Linked DNA regions of Homo sapiens: all the other regions are linked to region 2. The links are chromatin loops, found by intact Hi-C in ENCODE. Cell type or tissue: endothelial cell of umbilical vein. All regions are shown on one strand. Links, peaks and the distances in the headings refer to the core of each region. The heading gives the core; the rest is flanking DNA. Region 1 overlaps FNDC3A (fibronectin type III domain containing 3A). Region 2 has its middle 21 kb from the start of ARL11. Region 3 has its middle 120 kb from the start of CYSLTR2. Region 4 overlaps LOC105370203 (a long non-coding RNA gene).

What was found. Hi-C counts contacts between places; a loop is a spot of excess contacts. Peaks named below come from ENCODE experiments on the same cell type or tissue, not always from the same donor. Only the 100,000 strongest peaks of a DNase experiment are listed, where the experiment ranks them.
Region 1: a loop joins it to region 2, with 6 times the contacts of the local background. A loop is called at or near these places in 5 of 110 quality-filtered maps.
Region 3: a loop joins it to region 2, with 11 times the contacts of the local background. A loop is called at or near these places in 3 of 110 quality-filtered maps.
Region 4: a loop joins it to region 2, with 9 times the contacts of the local background. A loop is called at or near these places in 18 of 110 quality-filtered maps.

Annotation. Positions count from the first base shown.
Region 1 is chr13:49,096,046-49,103,924 of GRCh38, forward strand. All of the region lies in intron 3 of FNDC3A (fibronectin type III domain containing 3A), which reads left to right. Among named protein-coding and RNA genes, the nearest start is that of MLNR, 120 kb to the right of the region's middle. In endothelial cell of umbilical vein, for the core only: a CTCF peak has its summit at 3,370; DNase peaks (open chromatin) are centred at 2,326, 2,936 and 3,146; H3K27ac peaks cover 2,123 bases.
Region 2 is chr13:49,604,073-49,611,490 of GRCh38, forward strand. No RefSeq gene overlaps it. Among named protein-coding and RNA genes, the nearest start is that of ARL11, 21 kb to the right of the region's middle. RefSeq lists an enhancer at 2,814-3,033. In endothelial cell of umbilical vein, for the core only: a CTCF peak has its summit at 3,160; a DNase peak (open chromatin) is centred at 3,159; H3K4me3 peaks cover 283 bases; H3K27ac peaks cover 242 bases.
Region 3 is chr13:48,765,158-48,773,036 of GRCh38, forward strand. It overlaps the pseudogene PSME2P2. Among named protein-coding and RNA genes, the nearest start is that of CYSLTR2, 120 kb to the left of the region's middle. In endothelial cell of umbilical vein, for the core only: a CTCF peak has its summit at 4,151 (motif pointing left); a DNase peak (open chromatin) is centred at 4,084; H3K27me3 peaks cover 780 bases.
Region 4 is chr13:49,236,716-49,244,594 of GRCh38, forward strand. All of the region lies in intron 1 of LOC105370203 (a long non-coding RNA gene), which reads right to left. Among named protein-coding and RNA genes, the nearest start is that of CDADC1, 7.3 kb to the right of the region's middle. In endothelial cell of umbilical vein, for the core only: a CTCF peak has its summit at 3,505; no DNase peak of the experiment used is centred there.

The DNA.
Region 1 (7,879 bases), core at 1,343-6,342, 510 kb before region 2:
TTTCCTCTGTTATGGCAACAAACACTTTAAGCATAATTTCATTTTTCAGAAAGTTTCTTCCTGTATCTAGAGAAGTGTGACTTGTGCTCCTGACTGTGGTTATGGTCTTTGATTAAAGTGCATCCAAACATGTCACCATTAACCATAAGAATCACAAAATAACATAATGGTTGCAGGACAGGATTTCTTTACAGGTATGTTATTTTCTCTATGGCTCCAGAGGTTAAAATTATGACTCTACCAGAGTTGAGTAGAGTTAGCATTGGATTCTCTGATCCCAAAACCCATGTGATACCATTGTTTGAAGATGTTCATTCACTTTTAAAGAATGAATTTTAATCAAATCCAGTTTCCATTCTTTATGGTTTAACAGAGTTCTGTCTTTGACATTCCCTTTTGCTTTATCATGTAATCCTTCGATATTTTTGGAAAATCCTTTCATCATTACAGTAAAATACCATCATATTTCAATATTTTAATATTATTTTTAGTCTTAATGTGCTGAAGTTTCTCACTTCTTTTGTGTCCAGTCTTCTGTATTCAGCCACTTGCTAGAACACAGAAAACACAGTCACTGAATGTGTGCTCTTTTCCCTAGAGAGAGAATTTGTTTTAAGTGCCTTTTCATGTCCTGAGGGGCAACTCATTCTTGACAGTTATTTGAAAGACTTAGGCCTTGCCTCACAGCCTAGTACAACAGACAGAAAAGTAACCCACAGTTAAAACAAAGAAGGCCATGCTAAGTGCTATGATGGAGTTTATGTGGGAGGCCAGGGTAGGAATACCTGAGCAAGCATAGGGAAGTCATTGAGTGCTTAGGAAAATATGATGCTTGAAGAAGTAGAAGTTAGCCAGAAGAAAAAAATAAATAGAAAAGTATCTTCGAGACAGAAGGAACAGCATGTGCAAAGCCCAAGCACACACAGATTAGAGGAAACGGAAAAACTGTGATTAGAGAGGTAGCTTAGAGAAGAGACTGCATGGGAGAGTATCTGAAAATGAGACTAAAAATATATGCTACTTTGCAAGTACCGTTATATGCCACGCTAGAGATTTCACATTTTATTCTGAAAGGAAAGGGAACCATTGAAGGATTTTAAGCAGGGGATAACCAAAACTATAGTAATAAGAATGAGACCTGGAAGCTCAGTGTGGAGGGTGAGAAGAAACTAGGATGATTTACAAATTTCACAGACAAGAAGAACTATGAGAACAACTGTCTCAGCAGTTTTTATATTTTCCAAATATTTCTTTTAGATGATTAGCAGTTAAAAAAAAAAAAAACTTAGAATGAGGGAAAGCCCTTGCTTTTTTACATTTTTTTTTTAAACACTTTTTCTTAAGAAACAACACTGGTTGAGGAAACGCCACCAAAGCAAAAGCCTGAGGGTATGGGAAAAGGCCCTTGGCATGTTTTCATGTTAGTCTATGTCAGAGTAATGATGACAGAATGAAAGGTTATTAGATGTGCCTCCAGCTTTGATCTCTGTTTGGTTTTCCAGTTCCCCTGGGAAGTGCCAGTCTTACAACATAAACTAACAGGAAGGGTAATGCTTTAAGTGTACAGGCCTAGTTTCTTTTTGGGAGAACCTACAGCAGGATGTGAACATTCTGTGCCAAGCCTCCAGGGGTAAGTTCTGTTCCTTTTATAGAAGAGAAGATTTCCAATTAGGTGTGGGTGTGTTTTCAGGGATAATATATTTCGAAACCTTATACATATGATTACTCATAAGCCATCCAGCTGTAACCATTAAAAAATTGATATTTTGATGCCCGAAAAGACTAATAAAGTTTTAAAATTATAGGCCCAAAGAAGAAGTGACTATTGGGAAGAAGACCTGAAATTACAGTAAATTGTAAGGCCATAGTGTAGTGCTCCAAATCTGAATCAAAGTGATATTTTGTCAAGCACAGCATATTATATAAAATGCTTAATAAATGGCAACATATCTGCAGAAGATAGTCTAAAAAGCCTAGATACAGAAGCCTTTTTACAGATAATTCAGATGGCTAGTAGAACCTTAAGACATGTTTCTAAGGGCCCAGACCTTAAAGCACAGAAGCTGTGAGGAAACTAACATATAGATTCTGTTGTATGGGCAATCTATAATTAAAATAAAAAAGTTTAGATATTATGTAAAAAGAGAACCTAGCACAACCCTTTTTGACACTAGCAGTACTGATTTAATGCAGTCTGCATGGTAGATGACTAGCCTGCTTTGTCACTTGAGCAGTTTTTTTCAGTCTGTGGCCTTAATGTTTGATCCTGACAGGATTTGCGTCACTGATCCATATCACTGCCGTGTGATGTCAAAGTGTGGGTGTTCAGTTATTGAGGCATAGTTAACCTAATGTGCTGCAGTAAATCCTAAGTGCTCCTTCCTACTAAAATAACAAAAGAATGATTCATCATTGTTCATATTAGGCTGATACTAAAAATAGTAATGTTCACAACCTGCTGCATTCATGGACATTAATATCACAGCCTCTGCAGCTTTCTAAACAAGTGCACTAAAAATAATTTCTTGTTTAGAAACAGGTGCTTGGTAAACACATCTCCTTCAAGTTTTCTATTTATATGCAGTTCAATTTAGTGCTAAAGGTAGATTCTAACCATAAGTCATTCTTCAAATGTACTCTACTTAGTGTTTATCACTGATACATCTAATTGTGCTGCAAATCTAATCATAGAAATTTTCAGTTACTTGTACACAGATAATGAAATTATCCACAATTCTGAATCATACTTAGGCCCCTAATTTAAGCATTCTGCTTTATCCAAACTTTAAAAAGAATAATAAATTTCCAAGGAAAAGAAAGGTCTCTAAACATCTAAGCATGAATAATGACCTTGATCTTTTCTCTTTCTCCTGTAACTTCCTTATTCTGTTCCCAAGTTCTGACTCACCAATTTGGTGAGTTCCTAGATCAAGGCTTACACTAATTGCCTGCCTTATATGAATAAATGTTGCTAGGTGTTTCATAGCCTTAATAAATAAGCATTCCTTATTAGTAAGGGGACCTTATATCCCAATTTGTCTAAGACAGTTCTGGTTTTTGCCTCATCTTGATATCTAACTGGTATGACATTTGTCTTGGATTTATCATTTTTAAAACAATATTATTAGTAGTTCATTAAAATAAGTTGTGATAGATTTGGTTGACCACCATTTTGAATTTCCAGCTTCCACCTTGATCTCTAGTAAGTAGCTCATCTGTCTCTTTTTCACTTTAAACTTGTGGTTAAATCTTAGACAACCCAAAATAAATCATTCTCTCTTCCTGACCCTTGCCAGAAGCAAGTCTTAATTAACAGTAAGTGAAAGTGTGCTTAGATTTAAAGGACTGGGAACTAACTCCTTTCAGTTTCCTGGTAGTAGTGGCAGAAGTATTTGATGCTGCTGTCTTTGCTGGCCACTTGGTGTCACCAGGGCACCAAGTGGAAGGACCAGTGGGAAGCATATAGGTTAAATAAATAAATATGAGGAAATTAAATATTTCTGCCACTGAATATATAAAAAATAGCTTGAATGATTTTTATCACTTATTGTATTGTGTATAACTGTTACTTGGCAGTACTTTTTTATCTTGCAGTAAACTCTCTCAGCAATAATGAGCTCAAAAACAAGGTCTAAATTTGGTGAAACATGCAGAAGAAAAATAAAGACGATTCAGTGAGATTTGTAAAAATATGTAACATTTTTATAGTACTTAATATTGTAAAAATATTTGAAGTATTTACACATCTCGATAAGAAACAAAAAATAGAACTGAGAGTATCCTCCACTTAGCAGATATGCTCCCAGCTTACCAGATAGCACCTTAGAAACAGTTTTTCTTAATATAAATGTTGTAGTCTTAAAATATTACAAAAAAGAGTCAATTGAAGGTATCAGCAGCTTTAAGTTTATAAACCATAAAATACAACATTGTAAGCAATTTTATTTTAAAAATTAGGATGACTATTTGAAAGAAGAAATTTTTCAATTAAATACCAGTGATAAGGAATTAAAGACAGGTATAGCTAAGAAATTAAAATACATATATACTAAGAATAATTGTTCCATTTATATTACTCCAATATTCAGATACTCAATATGAAGAATACCTTTAAATGCTCTTTAATGTACTTGCATATGTTTTTTAATAAAGCATTTTATTTTTCGATAGATTTTGTTAGAACTTTATCTCCCTCAGTGTAATTAAAATATATCAGTCAATAAAGAAACATACCAAATGATGTATTTTTAATGATTTTTAGCCCCCTTTTTCACTTTCAGAAGTGTTCTTGATTGGATGATGATAATATAATTATCCTACCTCTGCTCTGTTTCCTCCTTCTTCCTGTCACCAGAGCTCAGCCAGCCTGAAAGATAAATCCCTATCCCTCTTACGCTAAGCGTTATTCCCAAACCCTTTTCCATAGATGTAGGGATATTTCATCAGTCTAGGAAATAGGAATAATAAAGATAATGTAGTGGTTTTTCATTAAGTTAAATTTATTTACTTAAGACTTTTTAAAAATTCTGAAGTTAAATCTTTTATAATGTTTGAAGTTACAGTATCCTCTTTTTATGAATTGATGTGACAATATAGGATAGACTTCCTTCTATCCGTTCTTAATTTCTTCTTAACTTTTAATGTCTTTACTTGGCCTAATGAAAAGCTGGTTAATGAGTCCCCAGAATTTGTTTTGAAATTTTGCTGTCACATAAATCCAAATGTTTGGGAAATACTAACTTAGAACACAGATAACTTCTGTATTGACCATTTTCTGGTTAATATCTAACCTCCTAACCTTATCCAGGCACCCTCACCCCTCAAATCAATCCAAAATATATTTGGCCTTAGACTGATCCTCACATTGCTTTCCTATTAGCATGTATAATGTAAAGTAAAACTTTTGTTGAATCGACATCTTAGTATAAGTAAAGGGGAAAATTATAGAGAAAGAAATCAGCGACTATCTGGTGAGATATGCAGGTTGATTAAGGCCTCTGAACGGGATAAGAGGTAAAACCTGGGTGAGAAAATGAGAAACAGTTAAAAGGAGAAGAAACAAGGTTTGATTTGTGCCCAAGGACAAAATTATAGTTTCTAATTCTTCACTCCCCTTATCTCCCTTTAGACTATTTGCTTATTTCATTGTCAGTCACTCCCTGGCAATAGACTCCTTCCCATGGAGCACCTGGTTAGTTGCAGATTTCATTGATCTTTCCTTGGTCCCTCGACTCTGTGGACATGTGTCAATTAAGCTCTAAGCTGCATGAGTTTAACACATATTATTTAGATGCTTATTCAGAACCTGCACTTTAATACTGCCACAAGAATCAGAGTCAGGGTCAGAGTCAGTCTTTTGAAATATCAGATAAAAATAGGTAGAAGAGTACAAGAGTGTACCTCACATCCCATCCTTTTATATCTTAGTGACCTGAAACCACTCTTTGTTTAGCTGAACGAGTCTACCTTTTAAATTTTTGGACATGCAAATGACCCTGATTATTATAATCTAACAGCAGCCTTAATAAACAGCTGATCTGGTTTGCCAGGAAAAAAAAAATCAAAATCAACTCTTCTTTTAATTTGCCTCATAGCTGACAATCTCTTTCTGCAAATCAACTGATTCATCTGTTGTAGCTGTTCATTTTGCAACTATATTGGAGGACATGTTGCTAAAAGTTGGACATTTATGGATGCTTTACTGAATTTTATATATGGTAGAAGTCATCTTGGACTATACCTGCTTTAGTTTTTTTTTTTTTTTTTTTTTTAAGCCAAATCATTGGAATCATGTTGTATGGCAGTGTGGGCAATACTTAAACTGCAGAAGGGAAGAACTAACTTAACCAACTTAACAGCGTGGTCCTTGGTACCTGATTTTAATCATGTTTCAGCTTACACAAAGCAGAGAGCTTTTATTGCTCATCCTCTAGTAAGAGCATAAGACTAGCCTTCCTCCTTTTTAAATTTTTATGTATTTATTTATCTCACTGTTTTGCCCAGGCTGGTCTCTAACTCTTGGGCTTAAGCATTCCTCCCACCTCAGCCTCCCCAAATGCTGGGATTACAGGCATGAAGCAAGCGTAGCTTTTTTTTTCTTGATTTTTTTAAGCTTACTCTTTATTCTTATTGTTTTTTCTATATTAATTTTCCCTTTTCTTCAATTTATCATGGCTTGTGTTTTGGTTTGGTTTTGGTGCTACATATATCTTAAATCACCTTAAATTGTCTTTTGGAATGGGTTGAGCTACTAATTCACTGATTGTTTTCCATATAATATCCCTTACTTACTAGAAACAGTTTAGGATCTTTCTTCACAATAGTTTCAGTGAGATAAATATAGGTACATTTTGCTTTATTATATGTAACTAGCAGATACTTAGGGCATAATAGTGTTGGGTTTTCCATCCAAATGTCAGTGCTTTTTGTGTGCTTTAGGCGATATTGACTCCTACCTTCAGAACCCTTCTAAGAAAACTTAACAAGACTTAACTTCATACCCTTACTATTCTCCCATTTGCCACAGAGTTCTCATCCTCAGTGTTAGTGACGTGGTCACTACATTCAAGGACCTTTTGGTTATAGTGAGGACAATACAGGATGCTTGTATTTTTTGTTCCCTAAAGACCTCATTAATTTGAGTATATGTGTCAAACAATTTTTCTATAGGAATAAACACAGAGGATGCATTGAGGAGATTACAGTTTATAGGAATGCATTATGCAGTGACCAGCATATTTTTCATTTTTCCATTCTTGTTTAATTATATGATAATTTTAGCAAACTTAAAAATGTACCTGCTTATTTTTGTAATATTATCTCAGATATTTTGCAGAGAGCTATCTTAATAGCATGGCATGTCATAGCAGTTGTTTGGATTTCTTCATAATATTTTAACATATTAACTACCATTCCTGAACTATTGATTTTCAGGTAGGCTTGTCAATACAAGCACTAGCACTGTGCTTAGGTGACATTGCTTAAGCACTTACTGTGTACCAAACACTGTTCTAAGTGCTGTACAAATATGAACTTATTTAATCTGCATAATATCTCTATGAAATAGAATAATTATTTCCAGTTTACATGTGAGAAAACTAAGATACAAAGAGGTTAAGTAACTTGAAAGGTCTCACAGCTATAAGCTGTCATTAGAATTAGATGGGCTAGCTGAGTCCATGTTCTTCATCACTACCTTATGCTGCCTTATGTTTAAGCTATAACAAATTATAATAAAATGAATGATAAAATAGCAAAATAGTAACAAAATTCCATTTGAAGACATTTTGATCCCAGTGAAAACAAATGTGGTTCACACAGTATTGACAAGGATAGACTGGTATTTTACCAGTTTGAGTGGCATCACCCAGTTCATGTGGAAGCATAGTAGGCTACAGTAAAGAATTTGGACTTCATCTCATCACAATACAGAATGGTCTCTGGGTTATAAGCAGAGGAGGATACAATGAAATTTGTTTTTTAGATCAGGTTAGCATTAGTGTGAGAGATGTATCAATTGCTAGGGACTGGGGGCAAGGAGACCCATTAGGAGAATACTGGAATAGTTCTAGAAAGAGCCTAGTGCTGCTAAGGCAATAGCAATGGAGTAGAAGAGAACATGGATTTGAGAGATATTTAGGAGATAAAACTGTCAGAACTTCCAAATAGATGATGTGGAAATTGAGATGGGGGGAAAATAGAGTCTAGGATTATTCTCACATTTCTGGCTTAAGATTAACTTATCATGGGAAACACAGAGGCGGAGTGACTATTGATGGAAAAAATAACTGGTTTTGAGTTTTATGTAAATTAAGTATTATAGATCTAGAGCTCAAGAAAAAGTCTGGATGAGATACAGAATGATAATCTTTCATGAGAG
Region 2 (7,418 bases), core at 706-5,705:
GATCACCATTATATTGCTTGTGTTTTAAGTTCAGGGCTGTAGGCTTCTGGTTTGTAATACTGAGAGAAACGCTATTAATAGTATTCCTAAAGGCATAAAGCTTTCCTCCAAACCATGACTCTCGGACCAAGGCTCCTTTCATTTTGTGGCCCTGCCATCTTCAACAAGTGGCTTCCAGGGTCTTTGCAGAAGGGGAAAGAACAAGGAGGACCACCGTGGGAGAGCTGCGTGTGAGCTTAGCCTGGAAATAGCACGCTTCTCTTCCTTTTGTTACAGTAGGTAGTAGGCAGACATGAGCAGGGCAGGAAAGCACCCCCCTACCACAACCAGGAATGTCAGGAAACCATCAGGTAATGGTCAGGCGGTTGTTAACTGTCTCTCTAAAATAATAATTGGTTGCAGCCAGCGCCAGAGAAAGGCAGGCTCTCAATAAATAGAAAACACCCGAAACTGGTGATCAGCAGCTTCCTGGTAAGATCTCAGGAGTTGGGTGAGTGGGCTCAAGCATGAAAACTAAGGCAAAATGGCAGAGTTTAACCAGTATATGACCTTCCTCTAGAACACTCAACTGGTAAGGGAAAAACGCCTCAAGTGAGCATGTGCACAGCTTCAGTAAACACACTGCACATGCGGCTCCTCCCAAGTGCTGGCAGGCCAGTGCGAATGCAGACAGCCCACCCCAAAGGAAGAACTGGGAGAAGAGATGTTACCCACTGGAAGCATGCCAGTGTATAAAGCCCCGAGTCAAAGGTCAAACTGTACACTTGAATCTTTCACGTTACCTGCTTGGCCCTCTTCCAAGTGTACTTTTTTAAAATTCCTGCTCTAAAACTTTTTAAAGACTTTCACTCCTGCTCTAAAACTTGCCTCAGTCTCTCCCTCTGCCTTATGCCCCTCAGTCAAGTTCTTTCTTCTGAGGTGGCAAGAATTGAGGCTGCTGCAGACCTGTACAGATTCACTGCTGCTAACACTTTCACATTCCACTGATCAGGACTCAGTTGCATGGCCACAGCTAACTTAAGTGAAGATGGAAAATGTGGTTTAACTGTTTGCTCAGGAAGAAAAAGAAACAGTTTAGTAAACAGTTGGCCAGTCTCTGCCATACATACGTTTTTCCCATTTAATCCTAACAACCCTATAAGATATGTGCAGTAACTTATCCCACTTTATGGATGAGGAAATTGAAATCTTTTTTACGTGTACAAATTTATGGGGTACATGTGAAATTTAGTTACATGTATATAATGTGGACTAATCAAGTCTCGTTTTTTTTGTTTTGCATTTTTTTTTGTTTGTTTTTTCTTTTTTTTGAGACAGGGTCTTGCTCATGGCTCATTGCAGCCTTGACCTCCCAGGCTTCAGCAATCCTCCTATCTCAGCTTCCCTGGTAGCTAGGACTATAAGTGCATGCCACTGTGCCTGGCTAATTTTTTTATTTTTTGTAAAGACGGAGTTTCACCATGTTGCATAGGCTGGTCTCTAACTCCTAAACTCAAACCATCTGCCCACCTGGGTCTCCCAAAGTGCTGAGATTACAGGTGTGAGCCACCATGCCTGGAAAGAAACTGAAATTTTGATAGGCTGAGTACCATACCTAATACCTCACAGTTAATAAATGGCAGAACTCAAACTCAAACCTAGGCAGTCCAACTCCAGAAACCATATTCTTTAAAAAGCTACTGTAACATGACTGATATTCCTTTTACTGAAGAAGAATATTTAAGCCTTTTTTAATTGTAAGAGGGGTATGATAATTATGGAACTTTAAGTAAATACAAACCCATCATTTTGGAGAAGATGATACTGAGATTTAGAGGCGGAATGTTCTACTGAAGGTTAAATCATTGCTGCCTATGTACCATACGATGTAAAGTAACATTTTTTTAAAGAGAATGCAATCTTGGCCGAGCGCAGTGGGCCTGTAATCCCAGCACTTTGAGAGGCCGAGGTGGGCGGACCACTTGAGGTCAGGAGTTCAAGACCAGCCTGGCCAATATGGTGAAACCCCGTCTCTACTAAAAATACAAAAATTAGGCCAGGCACGGTGGCTCACACCTGTAATCCCAGCACTTTGGAAGGTCAAGGCGGGTGGATCACCTGAGGTCAGGAGTTCAAGACCAGCCTGGCCAACATGGAGAAACCCCGTCTCTACTAAAAATACAAAAAAAAAATTAGCCAGGTGTGGTGGCACATGCCTGTAATCCCGGCTACTTGGGAGGCTGAGGCAGGAGAATCACTTGAACCTGGGAGGCGGAGGTTGCAGTGAGCCAAGATCATGCCATTGCACTCCAGCCTGGGCAACAAGAGTGAAACTCCGTCTCAAAAAAAAAAATTAGCCAGGCATGGTGGTGGGCGCCTGTAATCCCAGCTATTCGGGAGGCTGAGACAGGAAAATCACTTGAAACCAGGAGGTAGAGGCTTCAGTGAGCCAAGATCACACCACTGCACTCCAGCCTGGGGGACAGAGCAAGACTCTGTCTCAAAAATAAAAATAAAAATAAAAAAAAGAAAATACAATCTTCACAACTTAATAACTTATGTTATTCTTTCTAAAAATTAATTTCCTAAACCATGTAGTTTAATGTGATTTAATGTAGTTAAATACTAGCATTAAAACTTGTTTCTTGAAGGGCGCAGTGGCTCACACCTGTAATCCCAGCATTTTGGGAGGCTGAGGAGGGCAGATCGCCTGAAGTCAGGAGTTCGAGACCAGCCTGGCTAACATGGCGAAAACCCATCTTTAGTTAAAATACAAAAATTAGCTGGGTTTGGTGGTGCATGCCTGTAATCCCAGCTGCTCGGGAGGCTGAGGCACAAGAATTGCTTGAGCCCGGGAGATGGAGGTTGTAGTGAGCCGATATCGCACCACTGCACTCCAGCCTGGGCTACAGAGACTCTGTCAAAAAAAAAAGAAAAGAAAAGAAAAGCAGAAACTTGTTTCTTGATGAAGTTTGTTTTCCTGGGATCACACACAGATCTCCCACGGTGGTCCTTCTTGTTCTTTCTCCTTCTGCAAAGACCCTGGAAACCGCTTGTTGAAGATGGCGGGGCCACAGAATGAAAGGAGCCTTGGTCCCTGAGTCACGGCTTGGAGGAAAGCTTTATGGCGTTTAGGAACACTATTGTTTGTTGGTCCTGAAGAGGAAGTACTTCACAGAGCAAGCCTGCCACCATGTGGCGCGGGCCCAAACCTAGCATCAGTTAAAGGTTCATTCTCATTTACTTGGTTGCCTCTGGTTCACTTACTAACCAATCTAGATTTAATGCTGTCTAATAAGAAATTAATACCCAGGTGTATTCTATAGGTTTAAGTAGTTTTTAATTTCAAGATACATTTCTTCAATTCTGAAATTATTGCAATATTTCCAAACTGGCTACAGGAGTGACCACAACATTTATAATATGATCCAGGCACATTCACAAGAGGACTACTTCAGTGCATCACAAACATGGAAACAAACTCAGCAATTTGTAGGATTTATCTCAGTTCACTCAAAAGTTGGTCAATGAGCCAGATTAGAAGGCAGAATTCCGGCCAGGTGTGGTGGGTCATGCCTGTAATCACAGTGCTTTGGGAAGCTGAGGTGGGAGGATTGCTTGAGCCCAGGAATTTGAGACCAGCCTGGGCAACAGGGTGAGACCTTGTCGCTATAAAAAATAAAAAAATAAGAGGCAGAATTCCTTGGAATGGAAACAGGTAGTGTGAAGGACTGCCAAAAATGGATGAAAAACCCTCATGGAAGGAGAGTCAGAACTTAACAGTTTCCTAGAGTTTTAACACCGTATAAGCTCACTATGTTCTAGCATGCCAGGCTGACGTTTCCCAGAACTCTCTCTACATTTATCAAGACAGGAATGACATCGGAAGTTGTTTGCAAGACTATAGGTCTAGCAGGTGGCTAAGAGGAAGTCTGGTATTGCTGCTGCGTCTATTTTTATGTATTTATTCATTTATTTTTTAAGACGAAGTCTCACTCTGTTGCCCAGCCAGGAGTGCAGTGGTGCAATCTCAGCTCACTGCAACCTCCACCTCCTGGGTTCAAGCAATTCTCCCACCTCAGCCTCCTGACCACCTCCCAGGTTCAAGCAATTCTCCTGCCTCACCCTCCCGAGTAGCTGAGATTACAGGTGCGTGCCACCACACCTGGCTAATTTTGTATTTTTAATAGAGGGGTTTTACCATGTTGGCCAGGTTGGTGTCGAACTCTTGGCCTCAAGAGATCTGCCCACCTCAGCCTCCCAAAGAGCTGGGATTACAGGCATAAGCCACTGTGCCTGGCCTTGGTATAGCTGCTGCTTCTAACACTTGCTTCTAATGATTGGTGGGTGGAGGCAGCAGTACTCACATTCTGATACAGTTATTAAATGTTCCTTTTTTTCTTTGGTCCTATTACTACTTCTTTCTTTTTCTACCACTGCAAACTCTGAAATATCTATTACACATAAAATGTCAACTATAACTCACCTGATTTCACTGTAGAAAGCAATTAAAAGGGAAAAATTGTATTTACTTGAGGGTGAAAAAAAAAACCCACATCATCCTTTTCTTTATGTTCCTTTTTTACACTGATATATAAACTTGTTATTTCCACCTAACTAAATTGATTCATTTAATCCAGTGACTGTGGTTAAATTGAAAAAAGGTTTGAAAAGAGGGGGTGTCTATGGAAACCCAAACTTCTTCACACTCCAGCTTTTTCACTACCTTCTCACCTCCCCAGCTTCCACATTTTCGCAAGCATGGGTATATATGTCCCAAGGCTGTGGTTCCCAGGGGCCAAAAGTATATGAATAAGCCTATATTATGTAAACCTTTCATCTTTTAGGACATGCTGTGCCTTCCATTTAGAGCATTTATCATCTCCATTCTGATCACCATGTAACCAGATATGATGGGCCCAGTGATAGCTTCCCTAGAAGCCTCATCACTCCTTGTTCTAGAAAGGTCAGGTGCAGATGGCCTGACTCAGCCCAGCTCTAGAGACTGGGACACATCTCTGGTTCTTGTTCATTCTTCTCTTTGGCCTATGTGTTACAAATCAGCCTTCCTTATCATTGAAGTAGTATGTATGGGCTTAGGAAAGAGATCACTTCCTTTTTCTTAAAGAGCTCACCATATGGTCTAATCTAAACTAGCTCAGCAGGATTCTATAGTGGGATCTGAGGTTTTAGTGAAATTAAATGTGCTATTTAGATGAATATTGTCTAGATTCCCTATTTAAAGGAAAAATGGTTCCTTTCCATATAAAATAAATGTATTGTTTCTGTAAGAAATTTCTTACATTCTTTTCTCTAATCATCTCTTTGCAATATGTGATGGATATTGCTTTTTTTTTTTTAAGAGGCAAGGTCTTGCTCGCATGATCATAGCTCATGGTGGCCTCTACCTCCTGGGTTCAAGTGATCCTCCCACCTCAGCCTAGCTGAGACTACAGCCTACCTGGGACTACAGGTGTGTGCCACCATGCCTGACTAAAAAAAAAATTGTTTTTGTAGAGACAGGATCTCACTATGTTGCCCAGGCTGGTCTCAAACTCCTGGCTTCAAGCAATTCTCCTGTCTTGGCTTCCCAGAGTGCTGGGATTACAGGTGTGAGTCACTGTGCCTGGCCAAGTTATTGCTAAATATTAACTGAATTACAATTGATAAAAAATAATATCCCACTTATGTTCTAAAATATTCCAGACTAAAATATAACATCCTTAAATATTATTTGCTATTGTATACTAACCTTTACCTATGTAGCCAGATTTCACAAATCTTACAATATAAATTTTCCCCAAGTCTTCTCCATGAATTATATTCCTTTGTATATGAGGAAAAACAAATGGCAACTGCTGTTTCTTTGTATGTGCTCATAATTGAATTTAAGGGGTCCTCAAACTTATAAAGGATATCTGTCAAGAACCTAGAGAAAATATTACATTTAATGGTAAAACATTAGAAACATCACCACTGAAGTGATGTATGGATTTTTACAAAATATGGTCACAAATTCTTTGGCACCCCACCCATTGAGAGGTGGCATCTTTGTACCCTCCCTTTGAATTCGGATAGACTTAACGATTTGCTTGCAAACAATAAAATGCAGAATAAGTGGTACACACTGAGAAGTGTGGCTTCTCAGGCTAGGTCAGAAAAGGTGACACAGATTCCTACTTGTTCACTGGAATACTTGGTCTCAGATCCCTGAGCCTCCACATAAGTGGTCTGACTACCCTGAGAATGCCATGTTGGAAAGAGGCCAACTAACATGTAGAGGCCATCTGTAAGCACTCCAGTTGCTAGTCTCACTGAGCCCCCAGCTGACAGCAGCATCAACTGTCAGCCATGTGAGTGAGCCATTCTGGACATCCAGCCTAGGTGAACCGTCAGGTGACTTCATCCCCAGCTGACATCTGACTGCAGCTGCTTGAGATACCCTAAGTGAGAACAATGTGATCTAGCCCTTCTTGAAATCCTGACCCTCAAAATCATAAGCAAAACAAAATAATTGTTTTAAGCCACTAAATTTTGAGGTAATTTGCTTCACAGCAATAGTAACAAAAACAGACAAGGATTAGGAAAGTATGCCCTCTGTCACTGCTGTTATTTAATATTCAACTAGAACTTATGGACCAATAAGTAAATGAAACGGGAGGCCTAATGTTGGAAGGAATTAAACACGACCATCGTTTGCAGACAATGATTGTCTCCATAGACAAGTCAAGAGAATCCACTAAAAAAACAATTAGAACAAAGAAGAGTTCAGTATAAGTTTAATTTAATATAGGAAAGACATATAAAAATTAATAACTAATTAGAAAATGTATTTAGACAAAAGCGCCATTACCAATAACAGTAAAAACCCTAAAATACTTAGTAATAAAGTTTAAAAATACATAAAGGCTATATGGAGAAAATGTCTAAAGTTCACTAAAGGGCAGAATTTCTAGGAATAGTATCATAGAAGACATTGGGCAATTTCTTCCATAGATAATGATTATAAAAACTGGACAAATTTCTTAAAAACAACTATTTGTTGGTGTTTTTGTTAGATGACTCTTGAGAAGGGTTTACTCTTGAATGACGGATACTGCATCAGGTAAAAACTAAGAGTTTGTGACCCCTAAGCAGGGGGTCACTCCCCAACACCCTCCAGCTCTAGTGGCAGAAAACCACAGCCATACCAGCTTGAGGTGTCAGAGAATAAAGTTTAAGGCAGCAGACAACTGGATATTCAAGGGGGGAATCCTGTAAAAATGAGAGCCAGAGCCACAGAAGGACTGAATTGAAAAGCTGAGTATAAGCTCCGCTCAAATCCCTGCCTGCCTGCTAAACTGCTGAGACACACAAGAGACCCCAGGCAGCCCAGTGAAAAAGCAAGCAGAGACTAGAGAGGCATCTACCCTTGTGAGACAGAACTGCTCCTGGTGAGG
Region 3 (7,879 bases), core at 1,082-6,081, 840 kb before region 2:
ATTTGTTAATGTGGTATATTTCATTGATTGATTTTTATATGGTGAACCATCCTTGCATTCCAGGTATAAGTGCCACTTAGTCATGGTGCATGACCCTTTTAATGTGCTGTTGAATTCAGTTTACCGGTATTTCTTTGAGGATTTTTGCACTGATATTCATCAAGAATGTTAGTCTGTAATTTTCTTTTCTTGTTTTTAATATCTTTGTCCACGGTGTCAGAGTAATATTAGCCTAATATAATGAGTTTGGAAGTGTTACCTCCTCTTCAATTCTTTAGAAGAGTTTGAGAAGGATTGATAAGTTTTAAAGAATGTATGGTAGAATTCTTCAGTGAAGCCACTAGTCCTGGGTTTGTTTGTTTGTTTGGAGGTTTGGAGGTTTTTGACTAGTGCTTCAATCTCCTTGCTAGTTATAAGCCTGTCCAGATATTTTATTTCTTCAGGATTCAGTCTTGGTAGGTTGTGTCTAGCAATTTATCCATTTCTGCTAGGTTATACAACTTATTGGGTGTAATTGTTCATAGTAGTCTTTTGTAATCCTTTTAACTTTTGCAATATCAGTTGTAATGCCTTCTCTTTCATTTCTAGTTGTATCTATTTGAGTCTTTTCTCTTAGTCAACTAATCATTTGTCAATTTTGTTGATCTTAAAAAAACTCAGTTTCATTGGTTTCTCTATTGTTTTGCTATTCTCTATCTCATTTATCTCTACTGTAATCTTATTATCTCCTTTCTTCTAACTTAGGTTTAGTTTGTTCTTTTTCTAGTTTCATGAGGTGGAAGTTTAGGTTATTAACTTGAACTCTTTTTTTTAATGTAAACATTTATCACTATAAACTCCCTTCTTAGTAGAGCTTTTGCTGCATCCTGTAAGTTTTGGCATGTTGTATTTTCATTTTTATTTGGCTCCAGATATTTTCTAAATTCTCCTCTGATTTATTCTTTGATCTATTGGTTGTTTGAGAGTGTATTGCCAAATTTCCACATTTATAGATTTTTCTGTTTTCCTTCTGCTATTGATTAATTTTATTTCATTGTGGTAAGAGAAAAATACTTTGTATAATTTTATGTCTTTATTTCTGTGGATGTTTGCTTCATATGGGTTCTCCGCTGCTAGGTGGATATACATTAATAATTGTTATATCTTCTGGGTGAATCAGCCCTTTAATCTTTATATAATGTCCTTCTTCATCTCTTGTGAGTTTTTTCTTAAAGTCTATTTTGTCTAGTGTAAGTATGGCCACCTCTGCTCTCTCTAGGTTCTCATTATATGGAATATCTTTTCCCACTCTTTTAGCCTATGTGTGTTCTTAGATCTAAAGTGAGTCTCTTTTAGACAGCATATGGTGGGATCTTGTTTTTTATCCATTAAGCCTGTCAATGTCTTTTAATCGGTGCATTTAATCTGCTTACATTTAAAGTAATTACTGATAGGGAAGGATATGCTATTACCATTTTGTTAAATCATTTTCTGTCTGTCTTATAGCTTTTTTGTACTTCTTTTCATCTCTTGCTTATTTCCTTTGCATTTTGTTGATTTGTTGTTGTTGTTAACCCAAAATATCTGAGACAGGTCTCAGTCAATTTAGAAAGTTTATTTTGCCAAGGTTAAGGATGTGCCTGTGACACAGCCTCAGGAGGTCCTAATGACAAGTGCCCAAGGTGTTCAGGGTACAACTTGCTTTTATACATTTCAGGGAGACATGAGACATCAATCAATATGTATAAGATGTACATTGGTTCATTCCACTAGGGCAGGACAACTAGAAGTGGGAGCTTCTAGGTCACATGTAGATAAGAGACAAAAGGTTGTATTCTTTTGAGTCCTTGATCAGCCTTCCACTGAATATCCAATTTAGTCTGGCTCAGTGAATCTGCATTTTTACATAAACAATAGGGCAGAGGAAGCAATCGGATATGCATTTGCCTCAGGTGAGCCTTGGAGGGATGACTTTGAGTTCTGTCCTTTGTCCATAAGGAATTTCCTTATGGGCAAATTGTGAGAGAGGTATGTAGCTTCTTACCTTTGTAGCTATCTTATTTAGAAATAAAATAGGAGGCAGGTTTGCCTGACATAATTCCCAGCTTGACTTTTCCCTTGGCTTGGTGATTTTTGGGGTCTTAAGATTTATTTTCCTTTCATACTGTAGTGTCATGTTTGAGTCCCTTCTCATTACCTTTTGTGTATACTCTATAAATATTTTCTTTGTGGTTACAAATGCAATTACATAAAACATCTTAAAGTTATAACAATCTATTTTACATTGATAAACTCATTTGCATATATGATCATGTAAAAAAACATTACTGCATTACATTTCTGTCCCCTTTTATGTTGTGGATGACACAAAATACCTTTTTATATTATATATCCATTAACATATTTATAATTATATTTTTGCTTGCTAAAAATTATTCTATACCAGTGATAAAATAAAAACTTCAGCCAAATTAAATTTGAAGGAGTTTAATTGAGCAATGAACAGTTCGTGAATTGGGCAGCTTTCAGAATCATAGGAGATTCACAGAGACTCCAGTGCAGCCATGTGGTGTAAGAAGATTTATAGACCAAAAAAAAAGAAGGAAATGATGTACAGAAATCAGCAGTGAGGTACAGAGTGGCTGGATTTGTTACAGCTCAGCGTATGCCTTATTTGAACACAGTTTGAACACTCAGTAGTATATGAATGGCTGAAGTATGGCCACTGGGATTGGCCAAGACTTAGCTATTGTTACAACTACATACCACTAACTTAGGTTTACAATTGTTTCTGTCTATTAAGCTAGGTTATAGTTCATCCACAAGGACTCAAATGTAAAGTACAGAGTCCTTCTCAGGCTATATTTAGTTTGCTTTCACACCAGATTTATAAGTGATTTACTCAACTGTATAATAATACTACGGGATTCTATATATCTCTATATATTTACCATTACCAGGGAATTTAACATTTTCATAGGGCTTTTTGCAGCTGTTTATCACTCTTTTGTATCAATTTGTAGGACTTCCTTTTGCATTTTTTATAGGGTAAGGCAAGTGGTTACGGATTCCCTCAGCTTTTGTTTATCTGAGAAGGTCTTTATTTCTCCTTCAGTTTTGAAGGACAGCTTGGCCAGACATAGTATTTTTAGTTGGCAGGGTTTTTTTCTTTTGGTACGTTGAATATATTACCCCACTCTCTTCTAGTTTGCAAGGTTTCCGCTGGGAAATCTGCTGATAATATTGGTGCTCCCTTGTACATCATGAGTACTTTTCCCCTGATGCTTTCAAAATTCTCTCTTTATCTGTGACTTTTGAAAATTTGATTGTGATGCATGTCAGTGTAGATTTATTCTGTTTGGAGTTCTCTGAGCTTCTTGAATTTGCACATTCATTTCTCTCATAGATTTGGAAAACAGGGTGCCATTATTTTTTCAAATAGATTCTCTACCCCTTTTTCTTTTTCTTATCCTTTTGGAACTCCCATAATGCACATGTTATTCTACCTGATGGTGTCTCAGAAATCTCTTAGACTCTCTTCATTGTTCTTTTGTTGTTGTTGTTGTTGTTCTGCCTTTTAAAAGTTTTCTATCTTCAAGTTTGTTGATTGTTTCTTCTGCCTAGTCAAGCCTGCTGTTGAGACCATCTAGTAAATTTTTCAATTCAATTATTGTATTCCAGGATTTCTGTTTTATTCTTCTTCATAAATTCTCTTTATTGATATTTTCACATTGTTCATGCATTTCTTTTCTAAGTTTGTTTAGTTGTCAGTCCGTGCTCTCTTTTTATTCATTGAGCATCCTGAAGATAGTAATTTTGAATTGTCTGGTAATTTACATATCTCTGTTTCTTTAAAGTCAGTTTCTGGAGATTTAACTTGTTCCTTTAAAAGTGTCATGGTTCTCTGTCTTTGCATGTTTTGTTGTTTTGTTGCTGCAGTTTCAGCATTTTAAGAATCAGCCAACTCTCCTATTATCTGGTTTTATACATACAGGAATTTCTCCAGTCAGCCAGGCTAGAAATTCTGGAAACTTCTCAAGCATTTTCTGGGTATAAGTCTTTCCTCGGCTTGTGGGTGTAATCTGTTTGAAGACGTTTCCCAACATCTATTCAGGAGCTCTCCCTGGTGTTTGTCTGTGATACTGCAGCCTCTCTGGTGCTGTAGTAAATAGTGGTACTGGAGCTCCACCCAGTGTCTATCTTTGGTACTACTGACTCTGGTGCATAGTTGATCATTGTTCTTGGCAATCCTTAGGTGACCTATTCCAGTCAGTGCAGTCTCAGGCACACAAAAGTCCCTTGGGCAGCATCTCTAAAAATCAGGAGGTCTGATACCCCTTCCACTCCTTTCTCACCTCAAGGAGAAGACAAGAGTTGAGGGTTTCCTCCCAATCACATGTTGGAGTGGGAGGGATGTTCTGATGAGAAAGAATGGAGAATGCCACAGGTTTTTCTACTGGGCTTCAATGTGGTTGGCTTCGTGATCAGTATAAGAACCTTTTAACTGACTTTTGGTTTTCTTACAGAGGCATTTGGTCTGACTGTTGTTGCTAATTTTGTGTCCCGTGGGAGAAGAAGAGACTAAGGCTTTCCGTCCTGCCCTTTTCCTGATGTTTCTCCTCTGATTTTTATAATCAGAAGCACAGTAAAAAAAAAAAAAAAAAAGAAACACACACACTTTTTCTTTCTCATGATCCTCATCTTCCACTACTTTTGACGCCAATGGTTTGAGTTTGATTTCTTTTTTAAGACAAAAATTTATGTTACCAACTACCTGTTTCCATCTTGTTCTTCACATCTGAAGTCATTTTGCTTCTGTTGAGGGTAGCTTGATTCTTCCCTCCCACTCCTCACCCCTGCACCAGGGAACGATCAGGCTGTTAGAACTTTGAGATGGAAGGTTTTCAGGTGCTCAACGTTAACCCCACTGCCAAAGGCCATGGGTGGGTGGTGGGAGGGCATATTTGGAGCAGAGCTGTATGCAGAAGCATGGTCTGAACCCCACAGATACCTATGTCACCTTCCCTGTCAGGAGATATCCAGTGCTATCCAGCTGAGTTCCCAATTCCTAGCTTCAAAGGCCACCCAAGAGTCATTAAGTAGATCAAATAGTGAGATGGTATGAGCTGGGATCACTATGAGACTGCCTCCCCTCAAGGATACTCATGGATCCCCCTATTACCCCCAGGTCTACTCTGCTACTATCATTTAAGTTCACTAGGACAGATCCACTGCGATCTGGGAATTCATGCCTACTTGGTCATTGTGAATTTGACCTTTCTGAATCAAAATCCCAGTTCATAGTTAGACATTTTGTGTTCCTATTTTGAGTTTACATAGTTTGACGATTAATTTTAGGTATTAACTTGACTGAGCCAAAGGATGCCCAGAGAGCTGGTAAACATTATTTCTGGGTATATGTGTGAGGGTATTTCCAGAAGAGTTTCATATTTGAACTGATGAACCAAGTAAAGCAGATCCAAACCACTGAGGGCCTGAATCATCAGAAAGGTGGAAGGAGGAAAAAAATCACCCTCTGCTTGAGCTGAGACATCCATCTTCTCCTGTCAGTGCTCCTGGTTCTCAAGTTTTTGGATTCAGGTTAGGACTTACATCATCACCCCACTTCACACTGGTTCTCAGGCCTTTGAACCCAGACTGAATTACACACTGGCTTTCCTTGTTCTCTAGCTTGCAGACAATAGATTGTAGGAATTCTCTGCCTCCATAACTTTGTGAGCCTATTCCTATGATAAATCTCCTCTTATATTTATGTCTATTTATCTATCTATATATCTATAGATATATATCTTATTGGTTCTGTTTTTCTGGAGAACCCTGATGAATACAAATATTATAGTATCCTAGTACCAGAGCAGTGAGCTCCTTGCAAACTAGAGTCAGAAGGATGTGTTGTCACTGGCAGACATCTCCAGGGGTATCAAGAATACCCCTGTTAGAGACCAGAGATCTAGCAACTGAAGCAGCACGGCCAAGCCATGTAGGGTGCGCCTGAGCGCAAACAGGTGGAGGTCTTCCTTCCTTTTCCAGGAGGCTGAGGAATTCCTCTACAGATTCTTGCCACAGAAAATCACATACCTGAATCAGCTCTTGCGAGAGGGCTCCCTCAGTGTGGCTGACCTGACTTCCCTCCGGGCCCCACTGGACATCCCCAACCCAGACCCTCCACCCAAGGATGATGAGATGGAAACAGATAAGTAGGAGAAGAAAGAAGTCCCTAAGTGTGGATTTCTCCCTGGGAATAAGAAAGTCCTGTCCCTGCTTGCCCTGGTTAAGCCAGAATTCTGGACTCTCAAAGAGAAATTCATTCTGGTGATTACATGGATCCAGCACCTAATCCCCAAGATTGAAGATGGAAATGATTTTGGGGTAGCAATCCAGGAGAAGGTGCTGGAGAGGGTGAATGCTGTCAAGACCAAAGTGGAAGCTTTCCAGACAACCATTTCCAAGTAATTCTCAGAACGTGGGGATGCTGCGGCCAAGGCCTCCGAGGAGACTCATGTAATGGATTACCGGGCCTTGGTGCATGAGCGAGATGAGGCAGCCTATGGGGAGCTCAGGGCCATGGTGCTGGACCTGAGGGCCTTCTATGCTGAGCTTTATCATATCATCAACAGCAACCTGGAGAAAATTGTCAACCCAAAGGGTGAAAAGAAGCCATCTATGTACTGAACCCAGGACTAGAAGGAAAATAAATGATCTATATGTTGTGTCAGAAAAAAAAAAAAAAGAATACCCCTGTTAGTGACAAGGAATTGTTGATTGGGCAGCTACAGAATGTAGCACCCTCTGGAAGCCTAGGCCCAGATGGAAAGAGCAGGAGGACAAGCACACTAAGGAACAAGACATATTGAGTTTACAAATGAGAACACATGAGGCATTGAGCCCTGACAGGGAGGCACTTGTAAGGTAAAAACTGCCACATGCATTCAGGTGGGCGCCCAGTGTGAATAGTAAGCCTATCGGCTGCCTGTGGTGCTTCTAGTCCCTGTCTGAGCTTAGCACCTTAACTAGATGCATATTAGCCCTGGAGGTTGCCAAGACCACAGAGAGGAAGCTGTGTTGAAGAAAGGGAGAATTAACACAGACTTTCTGAGGAGCTTCTGTCTGTTGCCTGGAACAGTCAGGACATCTGAAGGTTGTCAGCTTAATGTCCCCTGCCAGCAAGGAAGGGCTACTATCCAGCAGCTAGTGAGGCAGGCCAACTGCAGGACCTGGGCAGGAATAACTGAGCCCGACATGTTTGTGCTCAACCAGAAGAAAACACATCAGCTCAAGAAGGGGCTGCTGCAGAGGTAGAGTCACTGTGGCAGGCACCCCTTCTGTCCATGAAACATTGGAGAGGAAGGGCTCACTTGTGGTACAGACTAGACTAAAAGCTCTACTGCCTACTATTAAGTTCCCAGAAAGCAGAGACTGTGTGTGTGTGTGTGTGTGTGTGTGTGTGTGTGTGTGTGTGTGTGTGTGTTTAACCACTGTGTCTGCAGTCCCAAGACAGTATCTGAAACATTACAGATACTCAGAAAATATTAGTTGTCCTGCAGGAGAAACAAATGGAGTGGAAAACTACAGGGTAGAAAATCTGCAAGTGAGCATGGACCATGTCTTACTTACCTCTATTCTGTGTGATCCAGATTCCAGGCCTTTCTGAGTATGTGACTTTGGATAATTTACAACTTCTCAGAACTTTTTTTTTTGGTTTTCATTTTATTTAGTTTTGTTTTCATCTGAAAGGTGAAGATTATACTTATCTGGTTCTTGAAAAGATTAAATGAGATAATATATATTGAAGTGATTTGTAAACTGTGGAGTGCTATAATAAATGTTAGCCTTTGCTGTTTTTTTGATGATGGTGATGACAAAGATAACAATGATAATG
Region 4 (7,879 bases), core at 1,466-6,465, 370 kb before region 2:
ATATCCTGGTGTATGGTTAAGAAGTTTACGTGATTCATGGGAGACAGGAGAATCGATCCTTCAAGTATTCCAAGATGACATCTTAAAAGCTAGAAAACTATGTCCTCAACAACAATCTTTAAGGCAAGCATAGTAATGAATGTCCTAGAGCTTTTTCTTATAAAGCCAATGAGAAAAATTGTCCCACATTTGGAAAATGATTAAATAGTGACTACTTAAATTTTTTTGCTATGCATTTTTTTTTTTTTTTGAGATAGAGTCTTGCTCTGTCACCCAGGCTAGAGTGCAGTGACACAATCTCGGCTCACTGCAACCTCCACTTCCTAGGTTCAAGCAATTCTCCTGCCTCAGTCTCCCAAGTAGCTGTGATTACAAGTGTATGATACCACCACACCGGCTAATTTTAGTATTTAGTAGAGATAGGGTTTTGCCATGTTAGCCAGGCTGGTCTCAAACTCCTGACTTCGTGATCCACCTGCCTTGGCTTCCCAAAGTGGTGGGATTACAGGCGTGAGCCATTGTGCCCAGTCACATTTTCTAGTATTAGAAAATAACATGACTGCTTGAATAAAAGCAGGACATTGTTAAAGGGAACTCTCATTTGATATTCGGGGGGAATGCAAGTTTGTTGTCACATTTTTTAAATTAATAGCACACAATTCATAGAAGCATAGCCCTCTAAAAAGAGATTACCTTGCTGAAACTGAAAAAGTGTTAGGATTTTATAGCCTTTTTAAATAAGTAAATTAACCCCAAACAAGATACCACTATATACCTATTACAATGGCCAAATTCCAGAACACTGACAATAACAAATGCAGGTGAGGAAGTGGAGCAACCAGAGCTCTCATTTGTCAATGAAAAGAGTCAAATTCTAAAAAAATCTTTGAAGAGATTTACTTTGAGCTAAATATGAGAGACCAATGACCCGTGACACAGCCCTCAGGAGATCCTGAGAACATGTGTCCAAGGTGGTCAGGGTACAAGTTGGTTTTATACAATTTAGGGAGATATAAGACATCAATTAATACATGTAAGATGTATACTGGTTAGGTCTGGAAAGGCAGGAAAACCGGAAGTGGGGACTTCCAGGTCATAGTTGGATTCACAGGTTTTCTGACTGGCAATTGTTTGAAAGAGTTATTATCTAAAGACCTGGAATCAATAGAAAGGAATGTCTGGGTTAAGATAGGCAGTTGTAGAGACCAAAGTTTTATCATGCAGGCGAAGCCTCCAGGTAGCAGGCTTCAGAGAGAATAGATTGTAAAGGTTTCTTATCAGACTTAAAGACTCTATTCTATCAGTAATTCCAAAATGGAGGAGGGCATAATGAGGCAGGTCCAGCTCCTCCTTCCCATCATGGCCTGAAAGTTGACCTGAACTAGTTTTTCAGGTTAACTTTGGAATGCCCTTGGTCGAGAGGAGGGGTCCAATCAGATGGTTGGGGGGCTTAGAATTTTATTTTTGGTTTATACATTCATTTCTGTTAGAAAGGAAAAAAAGGTACAGTTACTTTGGAAGATAGTTTGGCAGTTTCTTACAAAACTAAACATACTCTTACCATATGATCTAACAAACATACTCCTTGGTATTTACCCAAAGGAGTTGAAAATATGTCCACAGAAAAACCTGCACATGGGTGTTTGCAGAAGCTTCTTTTTTTTTTTTTTTTAATTTTATCATTGTCCAAACTTGGAAGCAACCAAGATGTTGTTCGGTAAGTGAATAGATAAATAACTATGCTACAACCAAGCAATGGAATATTATTTGGCACTAAAAATAAATGAGCTATCAAGCCCGAAAAGATATGGAGGAAACTTAAATAATGCATATTGCTAAGAGAGAAGCCAGTCTGAAAAGACTACTGTTCTGCAATGGGCAGGTCTATGGAAATCTACCCCTAAAGTCTGCGGAAGCTAAGAGGCCAAGAAAGAGGCTGACACATTTGGTTTCTCAGGAAAAAACAAACAAACAAACAAACAAAAACATTTAATAGGGACTTAGGAAGAGAAGCCACAATGTCCTGGGCAGCTGCCAGACAAGGTGTTGGATTCCCACACTATGACCCCCACAGACCCAGGGCTTCCATGTCATAGGGAAGGAATGTGTAGGACAATTATAGGGAAAGGCAAGATGCTATGTGAATCTGCCTAGAGCAGAATTTATGGTCAAGGGAGTTTTGACCTAAGGGCAGGATTTACAGTAAGTACAAGCTCTTACACAAGGAACAGTAGATAAAATGGAAGATAGCAGCCTTCCCTAAATTGAGGTTAATCAAGAAGTCAACAGGGCGGATTGGCATCCAAGATGGAGTTGCGTTAGCCTCCACAACTACATACAATGATTCCAACTATATGACATTCTAGAAAAGGCAAAACTATGGAGACAGTAAAAAAGAAGACTAGTGTTGCCAGGAGTTAGGGTGCAGGGATGAATAAAGCAAAGCACGGAGGATTTTTAAGGCAGTGAAACTACTCTGTATGATATACTACAATGGTGGACACATGTCCCTACACATTTGCCCAAACCCAGAGAATGTACAACACCAAGAGTGAATTCCAATGTAAACTGTGGACTTTGGGTGATGATGACATGTCAGTGTAGGTTCATCAACTGTAACAAATGCACCACTCTGGTGGGGGATGTTAATAGTTGGGGAGGCTGTGCATGTGTGTGGCAGGGGCCATATGGGAAATCTCTATTTTCCACCCCATTTTGCTGTGAACCTAAAACTGCTCTAAAAAAATAAAATCTTTTTTAAAAAGTTAACCCAAAAGTATATGGTTTTATTGCCCTAAAGAAAGTTAACCAGGCATATTGTACCTAACTTAGCTATTTTAGAGAATCCTTTTCTCTTCAAGTATTTAAATCCTGTTCCTCAAATACACTCTGAACTAGGTCTCATTGCTGCCACCAACGGTTCACTCATTTTAGGAGTTAAATGAGGGGGAGTTAATTGAGTTTTATTGGAAAACGGCCACACTCAGTCGTTTTCATATCATCTATGGCTGCTTTTGTAGCAGAATGGAATAGTTGTGACACAGACTAAATGGTCTGAAAAACCTAAAATATTTGCTATCTGGGCCTTTCCAAAAAAGTTTGTAAACTCCGGGCCAAATAAAACTTTGACACTTGCTCGAATCTGGTATGAAAATTTTGCTTGTAGCATCAGTTAACATCAGCAGATGATATGATACCAAAAAGTACTTGGTATCATCAGTTAACATCAGCAGATGATACGATACCAAAAAGTACTTGGTATCAGTTGCTTTTGGTAAAAGCAATTCTACAGAGGGCCAAAATACTTTAGCTAAAAACCACTGATTCAGAATCTCTAAGGCTGGGACCCAGAAATCTGGGTTTTAACATAGTCTCTGAGGGACTCTTATGCATACTCCAGTTGGAGAATCGCTGGAGCCCACTGGCCTAGCCCAGTGGTGGATGTACAGATTCTGACTCAGAAAGTCTGAAGTGCAGCCCAAGATTCTGCTTTTCTCACAAGCTCCCACATGATGGCGATGTTGCTGGTCTGAGGGCCTTAGTTTCCTCACCTGCGTAATGGAGATGATAAAAATCTATTTCATAGGGTTGTTGTGGGTAGTAAATGAAGTCATAATGTCCATTTATATCCTGCCCCCACCCCTTTCAAGCTATGTCTATTGGGGCAAGTTACCGAATGTCTTGGTTCCTATAAGTGGAGCTAAATAATATTGCCCACATCACAAGGTTGCTGGAAGGAGCAAATGAGATAATAAACATAAAGTACCTAGAACAGAGCCTGGAACACTGTAAAGGCTCAATAATGTAAGATACTATTATTACTATTATCATTATCGTTACATAGGGTGTCTGATCATAGCAGATATTCCATCAGTGTTAGTTTCCTCCCTACTCCCTCTCCTATCCATCCTCTCATCCCTACCCCTCCCTCTAGTGTCTTCTGTTGATTTCTTTTTTATTTTTGTTTAGAGATGCTGTCTCACTCTGTTGCCCAGGCTGGCATACAGTGGTGCAATCATAGCTCACTGCAGCCTCAAACTCTTGGGCTCAAGCGATCCTCTCACCTTAGCCTCTGGAGTGGCTGTGGCTACAGGTGCACATTACCACAACTGGCTAATTTTAAAAAGTGTTTTGTAGAGATGGAGTCTCGCTATGTTGCCCAGGCTGGTCTTGAACTCCTGGCCTCAAGTGATTCTCTGGCTTTGGCCTCCCAAAGGGATGGGACTATGGGCACAAGCCACTGCACCCAGCCCTCCTTCTGTTGATTTCTAATGTGTCTAATTAGATAACTTCTATAGGAATGCTGATTCAGAAATACCTGAACCCAGGTGGCCCTACCTGACAGTCCAGAGGTGCCACACAAACAGGGACCCAAAATGAGCTTGGACATTGACTGTGCTGCCCAGGCCCCTCTGCCCACCCCCTCTCAGGCAGGCTTTTGGTAGAGAGTTTGGGAGAACAAGGGAAAGTGGGCTTGCCAGTCCTTCCCACCTCAGGGGAGCACCATTTCCAGGGCTGCCTGAACATTCTTACTCTGCAGCACATTAATCTACGTGGCACCAAGTTTATTTTTCTGAGAAGATTATTTGGGACAATATATGGAAAATCTGAGAAGTCATTTCTCTTTGGCAGCACTGCCCTCCATAACAAAGCACATATTCCTGAAGGGCATCTGGATTTTGTTTCAGGTTTCTTTTTGCTTCCTCAGGGTTTAAGTGCTGCCAGGAATGGCCTTCTAAGAATTGCTTAGCAAACCTTAATCTCCAGACTCAGGGTGGTGGGGATAATCACATTTTTTGCCCGAAATGACCAAATTGAAACCATCCCCACAGGGTTGACAAGAATGGCATGCTGGGTTCTGGACAGAAATATAGTTATAATTAAGAATGAATCAGCCGGGCGCGGTGGCTCACGCCTGTAATCCTAGCACTTTGGGAGGCCAAGGCCGGCAGAGTGCCTGAGCTCAGGAGTTCGAGACCAGCCTAGGCAACACGGTGAAACCCCATCTCTGCTAAAATACAAAAGAAATTAGCTGGGCATGGCAGCATGTGCCTGTAGTCCCAGCTACTCGGGAGGCTGAGGCAGGAGAAATGCTTGAACCTGGGAGGCAGAGGTTGCAGTGAGCCGAGATCGTGCCACTGCACTCCAGCCTGGGGCGACAGAGCAAGACTCCGTATCTACAAAAAAAAAAAGAACTAATCAGACAGGCACGGTAGCTCACACGTCTAATCCCAGCACTTTGGGAGGCCAAGGTGGGTGGATCGCTTGAGTTCAGGAGTTCGAGACCAGCCTGGCCAACACGGTAAAACCTGGTCTCTACTAAAAATACAAAAATTAGCCAGGCTTGGTGGCATGTGTCTGTAATCCTTGCTATTCAGGAGGCAGAGGCATGAGAATCACTTGAACCTAGGAGGCAGAGGTTGCATTGAGCCAGTATTGTGCCACTACACTCCAGCCTACCTGGGCAACAGAATGAGACTCTGTCTTAAAAAAAAAAAAAAAAAGAACTAATCAGGCCACAATTCAGCACACTTCCTTGTTGCCAAAAGTCACTAGATCCTGACCATTTGCATCCCCATTGTTCCTAAAGATAGGATTTCTGACATTAAGATTATAATGATGGAGACAGGAGGCAGAGAAATTCTAGGCAGACAGGGGCAGGTCCCTGGCAAAGTCCCATCCTCAAGCCAAAAAGCCTGAGACTGCAGCCCAAAGTGAGAACTTACATCCCTGTTCTCCCGCTCAAATGTTGCCTTTTCCAAAACCACCCATGGCCCGCCCTGCCCCCTATCCTGTGCTTATAAAAACCCCAGACTCAGCCGGCAAAAAGGAGAAGCAGCTGGACATCAGAGACTATGGCTCAACGTCTGAGAGAAGTGGCTTGACTTCAGAGAGACAGCTTGACAGCATAACTTCAGAGAAGAATCTGGCCAGAGACAGCCGGACTTCAGGGGAAGATTACCTTCCCACCCCATCCCCTTTTCAGCTCCCCTTCCTGCTGAGGGCCACTTTTATCAGCGATAAAATCCTGTTTTTACCATCTTTCAATTCCTTCGTCCAAACTCATTTCTCCTGGATGCCAAACAAGAGCCTAGGAGCCACAAGTGCAGATGCAAAAGGCTGTCACACTGGCCCTTTGCCCTCACTGGTGGAAGACAGCTCCCTCACATGAAAAGGCAGAGGGAGGCTCTGCAGAGCTGCTAACACTTAAGCTGTCTGCAAATGGCAGAGCTAAAAGACCACTGTAACACTCCCTCTGGGGCTTCAGGGGTTGCAGGAACCCCACCAGATACTGCCTTGGGGGCATGCATGGAGTTTGCTCCTGCTGGTGCTCAAAAGTGCTCACCTGGCTCCTGCACCTGCTCACCTGTGTGCTCCCTCCCATAAGGGGTGGAGAGCAGTGAGTCCGAATGAGTGGAGTTCACTCCTGCTGGTGACGAAGTGGCCAGCTGATTCCAGTGGTTGTGTACTCCAGTTCCTGCCTTATTTGCTCATGCGCTCCCTCCCGCAAGGAGTTGAGAGCTGTGGGCTGAGTAAATGGGGCACCCCTATTGCGAGTCCTGCAAAGCGGTCAGGGAAATATCCTACTTCAATAAGACTGTTTAAAAATGGATTTGCATCCCTGTTGTTCCTATAGAGATGATCTCTGACGGAATCATAAGGCTTTTGTTTAAGGATTGCTTAAGATGTTCTCAGATCCAAATTTCAGCGACCAGTTTGGAGACCCTCACAGAAGAACGGGATGAGCATAAGAACACAGCTTCTTCATCTCCCTGTCCCATGACTTCACCCTGTGCTCTTCGACCAGTGAACACTCTCCACACTTGGGCCCACTCCAAAACCCTAAAGACTGTAGCCCCAAACTCCTCAGACAGATGGATTTAAGATTCCCTCCCATCTCCTCCTTTGGTGACCCTATAGGTAAATGCTTTATCTGCTAAAACCCAGTGTCTCTGGCACTGGTCATGGAGTGCCTTCTCACAAGAGCAAAATTGAGTGTAAGGTACATTTTCTTCCACAAGCCAGGTATTCCATAAGCACCACCAGCATCAGCAGATCCAGCTACAGATTCAGTGACTATGATCAACTCCACAGACCATCAGCTTGCTTTGTTGAGAGGATTCTGTCCTAATAAACACACTGCTAAGACTAACATTCCCAATCCACAGGACCTAGAATAAAAGAAAATTCAGGCTACTTAGAGAATAGGTAAATGAAAGATGAAAAAGGGAGGGACAATCAACAGTATTGAGCACCTGTGCTTTGCCAAGCACCATACTACTTGGGATCATGTAGCCCTTCATGAAAATTTGTGATAAATGTTTTACCATCATCCTTTCCTTCCTTCTTTCCCTGGGCTATTCCTTCCTCCCTTCCTTCTTCCCTGAGTAAGTCAGTCAAAAAGGCATTTGATAACCTCCCCTCCCCTCCCCTTCAAGGGAGAAGAGGCTATTACAGCAGAGGAAGAGGAAGGGGCTGGAAAGCCAAAGAAGCAACTAGCATGCTAGGAAGGTGAGTCACATACAGGGGAACTGAGGGTGGAAAAAAGAAAGAAAGGACAGAGGCTGCTCCTTTAGCCTGGATCCCAGAGCCAATTCACAGGAGCAGCAGCATGTAACATGAGTAAAAATTAACCTTTGTGGGGGCAAGCCACTGAGATTTCATGGTCATTTGTGTGAAAGGAAAATGAATCTTGGGGCCCCAAAATCACTAAGCTAAAGGGAAAAGTCAAGCTGGGAACTGCTTAGGACAAACCTGACTCCCTTCTATTCAAGTCATCCCTCTGCTCACTGAGATAAATGTATATCTGATTGCCTCCTTTAGAAAGGGTAATCAGAAGCTCAAAAGAATGCTAGCATTTGTTTCTTATCTACCTAAG